Linked DNA regions of Homo sapiens: region 2 is linked to region 1. A link is an interaction called in ENCODE POLR2A ChIA-PET data of the cell type or tissue named here. Cell type or tissue: Panc1. All regions are shown on one strand. Each heading gives the region's core, and the rest is flanking DNA. Links, peaks and the distances in the headings are about the cores only.

The links. ChIA-PET counts read pairs that join two places held together with the same protein. Peaks named below come from ENCODE experiments on the same cell type or tissue, not always from the same donor. Only the 100,000 strongest peaks of a DNase experiment are listed, where the experiment ranks them.
Region 2: POLR2A ChIA-PET joins it to region 1 with 14 read pairs; 4 of 35 experiments call an interaction of 5 or more read pairs at or near these places.

The regions. Positions count from the first base shown.
Region 1 is chr11:64,956,344-64,961,714 of GRCh38, forward strand. It overlaps MAJIN (membrane anchored junction protein), which reads right to left. Exons shown (of 11, transcript NM_001037225.3): 2 at 3,746-3,792; 3 at 2,962-3,079. The coding sequence starts at 3,062. Among named protein-coding and RNA genes, the nearest start is that of MAJIN, 13 kb to the right of the region's middle. In Panc1, for the core only: no CTCF peak of the experiment used is centred there; no DNase peak of the experiment used is centred there.
Region 2 is chr11:64,898,305-64,903,675 of GRCh38, forward strand. It overlaps ATG2A (autophagy related 2A), which reads right to left. Exons shown (of 41, transcript NM_015104.3): 25 at 5,286-5,356; 26 at 4,984-5,060; 27 at 4,212-4,376; 28 at 3,956-4,082; 29 at 3,658-3,872; 30 at 2,580-2,788; 31 at 2,190-2,325; 32 at 332-538; 33 at 1-58. MIR6749 (microRNA 6749) reads right to left here and starts at 4,151; the gene lies at 4,083-4,151. It overlaps MIR6750 (microRNA 6750), which reads right to left and starts at 133; the gene lies at 59-133. RefSeq lists an enhancer at 2,017-2,146. In Panc1, for the core only: no CTCF peak of the experiment used is centred there; no DNase peak of the experiment used is centred there; H3K27ac peaks cover 422 bases.

The sequences.
Region 1 (5,371 bases), core at 1-5,000:
CTGGACGTGGTGGCGGGCGCCTGTAATTCCAGTTACTTGGGAGGTTGCAGTAGGAGAATCACTTCAACCCGGGAGGTGGAGGTTGCAGTGAGCCAAGATCGCACCATTGCACTCCAGCTTGGGTGACAAGAGTGAAACACGGTCTCAAAACAAAACAAAAACAAAAATCATCCTAGGTCAAATATTCATTCAAAGAACAACAAAGACCAGTGGATTTTAATGTAACAGAGTTCAAAAAGTTCATGACATAATTTCAGATTCCACATTGCAACTAATCTTAAAAATAACTACCATTAAAAAAAAAACAAACCCAAACTACGATTTGTCCAGTTTTGTCACAGGGTCAAAGAATATCCACAATGATCTGAGAGGGCTACTAATATAGTCCTACCTTTCCAAACTACAAATACATATAAGCTGTTTTTTTTTTTTTTTTTTTTGAGATGTTGTTTCGCTCTTGTTGCCCAGGCTGGAGTGCAATAGCGCAATCTCCGCTCACTGCAACCTCCGCCTCCCGGGTTCAAGCGATTCTCCTGCCTCAGCCTCCCAAGTAGCTGGGATTACATGCACCCGCCATCACGCCTCGCTAATTTTTATATTTTTAGTAGAGATGGGGTTTCACCATGTTGGCCAGACTGGTCTCAAACTCCTGACCTCAGAAGATCCGCCTGCCTCGGCCTCCCAAAGTGCTGGGATTACAGGCGTGAGCCACCGCGCCTGGCCTGATTTTTTTTTTCTCTCTTTTTGAAGTTGAGACAAGGTCTCACTCTGTTCCCCAGGCTGGAGTACAGTGGTGCAGTCATGGCTACCTGCAGCCTCAACTCCCTGGGGCCAACCGATTCCTCCTGCCTTAGCCTTCCAAGCAGCTGGGATCACAGGTGCAAACCACCATGTCCAGCTAATTTCTTTTATTTTTTGTAGAGATGGGGTCTCACTTTGTTGCCCAGGCTGATCTCAAACTCCTACGCTCAAGCAATCCTCCCACTTGAGCCTCCCAAAGTGCTGGGATTACAAGAGTGAGCCACTGCACCTAGCCAAAAGTTCCCTTCGATTTCTAGTTTATTGTTTTGTTTTGCTTTTTTGAGACAGTCTCACTCTGTTGCACAGGCTGGAGTGCAGCGGCGCGATCTGCTCACTGCAGCCTCTGCCTCCCAGGTTGAACTGATTCTCCTGTCTCAGCCTCCCGAGTAGCTGGGACTACAGGTCTGCACCACCATGCTCAGCTAATTTTTTTATTTTTAGTAGAGACAGGGTTTCACCATGTTGACCAGGCTGCTCTTGAACTCCTGACTTCAGGCGATCTGCCTGACTTGGCCTCCCAAAGTGCTGGTATTACAGATGTGAGCCACTGAACCCAGCTGTTTTTATCATGAAAAGGTGAGATGCTGGGTTTGATCAAATGCAGTGCAGTGGCAAGATCTCGGCTTACTGCAACCTCCACCTCCCGGGTTCAAGCGATTCTCCTGCCTCAGCCTCCTGAATAGCTGGGATTACAGGCATGAGCCATCTTGCCTGGCTCACTAAATATAACTTTAATAATACCGTATTTGTTGCATATATTATTCTTAAATTAATAAACACACTGCTTTAAATTTTTGCTGTGATTTTTTTTTTTTAAGACAGAGTTTCACACTGTTGCTTGGGCTGGAGTGCAGTGGGACCATCCCGGCTCACTGCAACCTCCGTCTCCCGAGTTCAAGCAATTTTCCTGCCTCAGCCTCCTGGTTAGCTGGGATCACAGGTGCCTGCCACTATGCTCAGCTATTTTTTTTTATTTTTGGTAGAGACGGGGTTTCACCATGTTGGCCAGGCTGGTCTCGAACTCCTGACCTCATGATTCACCCCCCCGCCCCACCTCGGCCTCCCAAAGTGCTGGGATTACAGGCGTGAGCCACTGTGCCTGGCCAAATTTTTGCTTTAATTTTTATGACAAATATTGACAGATTAATCAAAAGCTCTTTAGGGTCCTTAATAATTTTAAAGAGTGCAAGGTGGGTGCTGGTGGCTCATGCCTGGAATTCCAACACTTTGGAAAGCTAAAGAGGGAGGATCCCTTGGGCCCAGGAGTTTGAGACCAGCCTGAGCAACACAGTGAGACTTCATTTCTACAAAAAAAATTTTAAAATTAGCCTGGTGTGGTGGCACTATGCCTGTAGTCCTAGCTTCTCTGGAAGCTGAGGTGGGAGGATCCCTTGAGCCCAGCAGGTCAAGGCTGCAGTGATCACACCACTACATGTGAAACCCTGTCTTGGGAGAAAAAAAAAAAAAAAAAAAGAAAGAAAAATTGCAAGGGAGTCGAGATGAAAAAATATATATATATTTTGAGATGGAGTCTCACTCTGTGGCCCAGGCTGGAGTACAGTGGCACAATCTCAGCTCACTGCAACCTCCATCTCCCAGGTTCAAGCAATTCTCCTGCCTCAGCCTCCTACCACCATGCCTGGCTAATTTTTGTATTTTTAGTAGAGATGGGGTTTCACCATGTTGGCCAGGCTGGTCTTGAACTCCTGACCTCAAGTGATCCATCCACCTTGGCCTCCCAAAGTGCTGGGATTATAGGTTTGAGCCACTATGCCCAGCCCTGAGATGTAAAATTTTGAGAAACACTGCTTCAAAGATATGTTGTCCTAGGCTGGGTGTGGTGCCTCACACCTATAATCCCAACACTTGGGGAGGCAGAGGTGAGAGGACTGCTTGAGGACAGGGGTTTGAGACTAGCCTGGACAACATAGCGAGATCTGCTTCTCTTCAAAAAAAAAAAAAAAAAAAAAGTTGTCCCTCATTTAGAAACTCATATGAATAATATATATACTGAATATAAAATTCCTGGGAAAGACAGTCCTGCAAGATGCTACTTTACCAGTCTCCTGAACTGGGTGAAGGTAAAGAAGAGGTGACCTGTGGGAATGCACTAGCACTAACTGGTGTTTGCATAGGCTACCCTCCTACCTTTGAAATTACCTGATACTCTTCCCATATCTGATTTTGAATTTATACACATTGGGTCCTGCATGAAGAAACCTCGTCTCTGGAAACGGGTAGGTAAAGGGTTTTAAACTCATTGCTCCCAAACGATAGCCTAAATAAAATAGAAAGAGAATTACTAAAAAGCTAACGATTGTTCCTTATTTACAGGAAAGGGAACCTGCCCAATCTGTAACATCTCTTCATGAGTAAAATGTCCAACACTAAGCACTACTGCCTACGTACCAGGATCATCACTTGGAACATTCTCCTACCTGCATGGGGAGAATACAGTGTGTTGGGATAACCTTTATGCTTGCAGTCAAAAGCCCAGAATTCAAGTTTGATCATTTATGACCTTATGCAAATCATTTCTCTTCCAGAAGACTAATGATACTAGTATCCGCCCTGATGACTCAGAGTCTTTGTTAGAATTAAATGTTTCTCCCAAGTATCTCTTGAATCTGTTCTTCTCTACCATCCCCACTTCCACTGGAATCTCAGTGGATACAGAGAGGGCTCAAGTTAAATAATGACACAATCCAAAGGATACACCAATTACAAGCCAATTAGGAGGACGTTTGCTATCAATTTTAGATGAAATTAAGGTATTACTACAACTTCCTGCCACAACCAATGTAGCAAATAAGGATGTACACTCATGTTTTTGAGTGGCACCAAGGAATGGCTTATTTTCCAGATCTATCAATTACTCTTCCTTTCCCCCACTTGTGAGGCTTCCCTGTGTTCCAAGAGTGCCTACTATACCCCTAGCACTTACTGTTTTATTTCTCCTGTTCTAGAATCTCTGTCCACTTAAGGTCGTCTCTGTGGGGAGTTAAGGGGAGAGATGGAAAAAATAAAAATAAATAATTAGAGGAGATCCAGAGTTCCTAAGGATCAAAACTAGTTATATACATCAGTACAAGTATAAAAATTACATGGTATTGGTTTCAGAGGCAGCTGAGATGCAGTCGACAGAATGGGCCCAAAATAAAGAGAATCTGAGTTTGAATCTCAGTCCAATGTCCCTAATTTCTGAGCCTTGGTTTTCTTACTTACACAATAACAACTCTCAATAACAACTTTTGCCATGCCCTATTCTAAGTTTAATCTCACTTAATCCTCACAACAAGCCTATAAGTCTAAATTTGATAGGTGAGGAAACTGAGGCACTGAGGAATGAATTAAACTGCCCATAGCTATGAATGTTGGAATTTGAATTTAAACTAAGGCAATACAGATCCAGAATTGATATTCTTTAACCACTCTGCCAGTCTGCTTCCTGGGGTTATAAGGAGGAAAAAACAAGACAATAAACATAAAATCACTTTTTAAGCAGTAAAATATCATATACACATAAAGGACTATTTTCATTATGCTTTTCTCCATATTATTCTGATGCCATTTCTACTCAGCAGGGAAAAATTTTCTATGGTAGAAACTCTTCCATGGTAGAGTCACAAGTTCTACGTGCCCGAAGAATGGAATTTCCCACAATTTCCAAAGTTCAAGTCTGGGGCTGCCAGTAAAGAGATACCCCAGTATCTGATCTTGGCTGCCTGAGATTAGAATGACATGAGTGGAGCCAGAGCCCATGAGACTATTTAGACTAGAATTGCAGTCAAAAATGAAAAGAAATAGTTGTGCCAACTGCAAAGTCCCCGGAGGGGAAATACTGATCATATCCTGAGAAAAAACTGATGCCCCATACCAAAGGCATGGCAGGAACCCAGGCTAGTTTTGATGTTTTAGTGCTAGATGACTCTTCTCAGTAGGCGGTGAGCCCACCTGGTTAGACTTACATTGCTGCCACAGAAATTTAACTCTTAATTCTTCCAAGGATTATTTTTTTGTTTTTGTGGTTTTTTTTTTTTTGAGTCAGGGTCTCACTCTGTCACCCAGGCTGGAGTGCAGTGGCATGATCTCGGCTCACTGCAACTTCTGCCTCCCAGGTTCAAGTGATCCTCCTGCCTCAGCCTCCCGAGTAGCAGGGACTACAAGCATACACCACCACGCCCAGCTAATTTTTGTATTTTTAGTGGAGACGGGCTTCACCATGTTGGCCAGACTGGTCTTGAAGTCCTGACCTCAGGTGATCTGCCTGCTTCGTCCTCCCAAAGTGCTGGGATTACAGGCATGACCCACTGTGCCCGGCAATTTTTTTTTTTTTTTTTTTTTTTTTTGAGACGGAGTCTTGCTCTGTCTCCCAGGCTGGAGTGCAGTGGCGTGATCTCTGCTCACTGCAAGCTCCACCTCCCAGGTTCACGCCATTCTCCTGCCTCAGCCTCCAGAGTAGCTGGGACTACAGGCGCCCGCCACCAAGCCCGGCTAATTTTTTTGTATTTTTAGTAGAGACGGGGTTTCACCGTGTTAGCCAGGATGGTCTCGATCTCCTGGCCTTGTG
Region 2 (5,371 bases), core at 323-5,322, 58 kb before region 1:
AGCACTCAGGCCCACCCAGGTTGGTAGTGGGGGCCACATGCAGCGCTTTGATGGTGAGCTGGGAGCAGAGGGTGAGTTCTGGACACCTGCTGGGCCTCTGGGGCAGCAGCTCACCCAGCTGTTCCCTGACAGCTCACCCAGCCACCCTGCCTCTGAACACGCTGTTCCCTTCGCTAACACAGCCCCTAGCTCTGCCCTTCTCCCAGGCTCACAAACAACCTGGGTGTTTGTGTGGGAATGCGTGTATGTGTGTGAATCCATGCATGCGTGAAGATGTATCCCCAACGGTCTGGTGCCCTGCCCCAGGGTGGATGGTGCAGGTCGCTCATACCATGTTAGAGTGGGCACGTCGCGGCATCCGCTCACTCGTGTGTAGGTACAGGAACTTGTTGATCTGGGAGGAGGCGAGCCGGTCTCGGACCTCCAGCTCCTGCACGATGAACACCTGACGGGACAGCGGTCGCTCCTCCAGCTCCTGGCTGGGGGCCGCAGGGCCTGTGGCTGGCTCCGCTGGGTACACCTCGTGCTGGAAGCTTACCTGTGGGGTGGACAGAGGCCTGGCCAGGTAAGCAGGGCCCCAAGAGGGAGGGAAGGGCTGGCCCCAGACCCCTTCTCTATTCTTTTTTTGAGACAGAGTCTCACTCTGTCGCCCAGGTTGGAGTGCAGTGGCGTGATCTCGGCTCACTGCAACCTCTGCCTCTCGGGTTCAAGCGATTCTCCTGCCTCAGCTTCCCCAGTAGCTGGGATTGCAGGCATGTGCCACCACACCCAGCTAATTTTAGTAGAGACAGGGTTTCACAACGTTGGCCAGGCTGGTCTCGAACTCCTGGCCTCAAGTGATCTGCCTGCCTCGTCCTCCCAAAGTGCTGGGACTACAGGCATGAGCCACCATGCCCGGCCCCTACCCCTTCTCTATTCTATGCCCAGCAGGGACCTGCCTCTCCCTCCAGACCTGACCCTGCTCTTGCTTCCCATGCCAGCTGCACTGGTCTCTGCCCCTCAAGGAGTCCAGGCCTGTTTTGCCTTCAGGACTTTGCTCTCGTAGCCCCTCTCCGTGGAGAGCCTTCCTTCCCCCTCTTCCTGCACACCCGCTGGCTGGCCATCAGGTCTCAGAGAGGCCCCTGGCCCCCTGCTCTGACACTCATCTCCCGCAGGTTCTTGCAGCACAGCCCACCAACCCGAGCAGCCTGAGGCCCCTCTGCCCTTTGCCTCTAGCGGCTCCTTGGGAAGCCCAGCACTGGCCTGGCTCACTCTGAGCAAGTGGGACCCCCCTGCCCCAGGCAATTTCCCAGGCCCAAACCTTGAACCCTCTGTACCACTCTCTGTATCTCACACACCCCATCCGCAGCTGAACCTGTGGCCAGCCCCCATCTAGGCTCTCCTGAACCTGCTCACTAGCCCTCCCTGATTGCTGCAGAGCCCCACCCCACAGAGGCCTCTCCTCAAAAGCCCTGAGGGGTTCGTCTCTTGTAAGACTCAAAAGAAACATTCTGGGTCGCTGGTTATGCACAGGCTCTGCTGCTCCTGGAAATGTCAGGATGCTTCCAGCTTCCAGCATTTTTTTTTTTTTTTGAAACAGAGTCTTACTCTGTTGCCCAGGCTGGAATGCAATAGGGCGATCTCAACTCACTGCAACCTCTGCCTCTTGGGCTCAAACAACTCTCCTGCCTCAGCCTCCTGAGTAGCTGGGACTATAGGCACACACCACTGCAAATGGTTAATTTTTTTTTTTTTTTTTTTTGGTAGAAATGGGGTTTCGCCATGTTGCCCAGGCTGGTCTCAAACTCCTGAGCTCAGGTGATCTGCTCTCTTCGGCCTTCCAAAGTGCTGGGATTACAGGCATAAGCCACCATGCCTGGCCCCAATTTGCGGCTTTCACGCTGTCCTCTCTGCCTGAAAACTCTTCCTGGCTCACATCCCCACTTGTTCAGGTCTTTGTTCAAATGGTGCCTTCAGAAGAGGACTTTCCAGACCCTCCCCAGCACACCTGTCTCCTCCACCCCTGCAGACTCTCCCCTGAGCGCTCTTCACCATCGGACACACTCGATACATCTTGGTCCCTGCCTGGCTTCCTCCACTACAAAGGCAGGGGTTTTCCTCTGCATTAGTCATTGCTACACGTGACATCGAGAACAAGGCCCGTTGTTCTATGACACACACGTGTAGTAGGCACTCGCCACCCCACTCACCTTGCTCAGCTGGATCTCCATGAGGACATGGTGCTGCCGCCCGCTGCCCCCCTGCGTGCGCCATGAGTTCTGGGGCCGGTTGGGGCCAGAGCAGCGGGAAGGGGAGCTCCTGGGACCTGAGAGGCCAGTTCTTGCCCTGGGAAGAGGGACAGGGGCCAAGCTGACTCAGAGGAACCCCATTCCCTCCCCGTCCTCAGCGGGCCTTTTAGCCTGGGACAAGAGACCCCCGCTAGCCCCAGTCCTGGAAGGCAGGCGGGATAAGGAAGGATGAGGAAACTGAGGCCCACCTGGGGTGGATGGGGCTCAAGGTCTCCAGCTGCTGAAAGTCAGACCTGGACCAGCCTGAGCCCCAACCTTCACCAGCTGCCACCTGCACCCGCTCCTCCTCACCTGTGGCCGGGGTGGGGGCCAAAGTCTCGGCCCCCATAGAGGTGCCAGACGAGGGAGACCTCACGTAGCACCACCCGAGTGCTGGGCACTGGGAAATGGGCAGGTGCCCGCAGCAAGTCCGTGCTGCCGATCGGCCGTGAGAAGTAACCGTCCCTCACAACGATGGGGCCGGGATGCAGCTGTGTCACCACAGGCTCCCCATCTCGGGGCTGCAGGGAGGCCAGGTAGACGTGTGACACAGATGTTCGATCCAGCCCAGCTGCCCCCAGCCCCAGCAACCTGGCCTCACTTCTTTTTCATTTTTTTTTTTTTATAGACAGGGTCGGGTCATGTTCGGTCACCCAGGCTGGAGTGCAGTGGCACAATCACAGTTCACTGCAACCTCTGCCTCCTAGGCTCAAGCGATCCTCCATTCTCAGCCTCCTGAGTAGCAGGGACTGCAGACATGTGCCACCATATCTGGCTAATTTTATTTTTATTTTTTGTAGAGACGGGGTCTCACTATGTTGCTCAGGCTAATCTCTCATTGCTGGACTCAAGCAATTCTCCCACCTTGACCTCCCAAATTGCTGGGATTACAGGCGTAACCTACCATGCTTGGCCTCCTCCCTGTTTTTGATGAAAGATGACACTCCTGGGTTGCTATCACCCGAGTCTATGCCTGAGTGGTCTGTCCAAGAGGAGCCTGAGAATGCCAGGCTCCTGCCAGCCCTGCCTCCTAAGACCTGGGTGAGTTCAGACATTCCCACTGGCCCTTGCAGCCACATGGTTCTCCATCCCTCTTGCTAACTGCCCTCTCCTCTTCCTCCATCCCTTGAATTTCCCAGTCCCTCTGCCCAAAACACCAGGCCTCCTCTTCCTCTGGAAATCCCCCTACTCCATCAAAGCCCAGCATCAGGGCTGCCTCCCTAGGGTGGCACAGACCTAGCACCACCCCCGAGGTGATGGCAACCACCTCCTGCCTGCTTCTCTCACCACGGGAGCTCCAGATGGCCAGGCAACCACCCCTGAGTGTTCCGTCCCCGCTCCAAACACACCTGCCTGGACGGCAAACTGGTCCATCCCTCCCACCACGCACCGGGATGCCCAGGCCGGGAGCATCAAGGATGCAGAACTCATCACTGTCCAGGGTGTCTCCATCGCCCTCCTCTTCCCTTTCATCTTCCTTCTCCTCTGAGCATGACCCTAAGCTGCCAGCAGGGCCCCCGACAGGTGGTGAAGGGGGTGGGGCCCCACTCCGTTCACCTGGGAATAGGTAGACGGAGATGGGCGACGCCTGAGGGAGGTGGCCACCTATAGGAGAGAGGCCAGTTTGGAGAGGCGCCCACAGTGGGTGCCTGACTGTGTCTGCTGTCCCCACAGCACCCCCACTTCACCTGAAGGCTGGGCCAGCTCCCGTAGGCTGCGCTCGGTGTCCAGGAGGGCGTCGGCCAGGTCACGCTGGTTGATGAGGGCCGTCTCCACTGGGGGGCACGAGGGCAGAGAGGCAGGACTCTCCGAGAGCTGGGCCAGGCAGGGGAGGAGCAATGAGTGAGACAGGACAGAGCTCCCCCAACCCCAGGCCCGAGGGCCATGGCAGGGGAGGGGCCTGGCCGAGCTCTGGTAGCCTGTGTGGCCAGGCCTCACCTGTACCTTCTGGCCGGCGATCTCCGTGGGGCTGGGGGGCCGGGGTGGGGGGTGCAGATCGCCTGTGCTCATTACGTACTGGAGCAGGTTGACCAGCAGGGCACAGGAGTCGGCACAGCTGTGCACGTGTACCACATTGTTGGAGCAGCGCAGCTCGAATAGTGGCTGGCTCTGCAGGGGCGGGGTGGGGGGAGCAGCTATGTGAACACAGGGGCCACTGCCTGCTGGCCCCACCCGCTCGCTGGGAGGGCACCGCAGTTCTGATCCTGCCACAGGCAGAACAGGGATGGTCTCTCCTGGAGTGGATGACCTGCCCAGTAACTCCACTGAACAGATGAACAAACTGTTCACCCAGAGGGTGAAAGGGGCTTGGCCCAGGGCCATCCAAGGAAGCAGGAGTGTGCCCACCCACCCTACCCCACTCCCCGTGAAGGGCTCTGCATGCCTAGCGAGGCAGGGCAGGTTATCTCCATCTTACAGGAGATGAATCCGGGGACCTACAAAGGTGGCTGATTCCCAGGGCCTCGCTGGTGCCCTGGCTGCCGCGTCCTCTGGTGGCAGGGCTGAAACCCATTCATTCATTCAGCCAGCATCAAGGGACACCCCCACCAGGGCTGTACTATGGCCCTTTGCAGGAGGGGCGCTAACTGCAGCCCAGGAAGGGCAGGCATGAACTGTGTCCGGAGCCCAGGCACGTGAGGGAGCAGCAGCCCCTGAAGACTCCCTTGGCCCCTGCACCTGCTGTGGCTCCAGGAGCCAGAGTGACAGCCTCACTCACCAGTTTGCCCTCGGTGCTCCCTTTCCAGGTTTTAATCACAAGTTCCAAGAGGTCAACATCCAAAACACAGACATAATCTGCAGCAGAGGCGAGAGAAAGGTCCTGTGGCCCCCTTCCACCCGGCCCCGGCCCCAGCACCTGGGGGAAGGATCCGGTTGATCCAGGTGTAGTCCCTGCTGTGCGGGCTACGTGTGGGAGCTAAGGACCCGGCCAGCAGCTGCGGGGAGACACCTGGCTGCTCTGGGTGTGGCCGGGGCGGTGGTCCCTCAGAGGGGAGGGAGCCCAGTCCCGGCCCTGCCCACCTCGCCGCAGGTCCAGGGTCTCCACCTCACACTTGTCGGACAGGTACAAGGCGGAGTCATCGAGGATGAACCTGGGGGGGAACAGG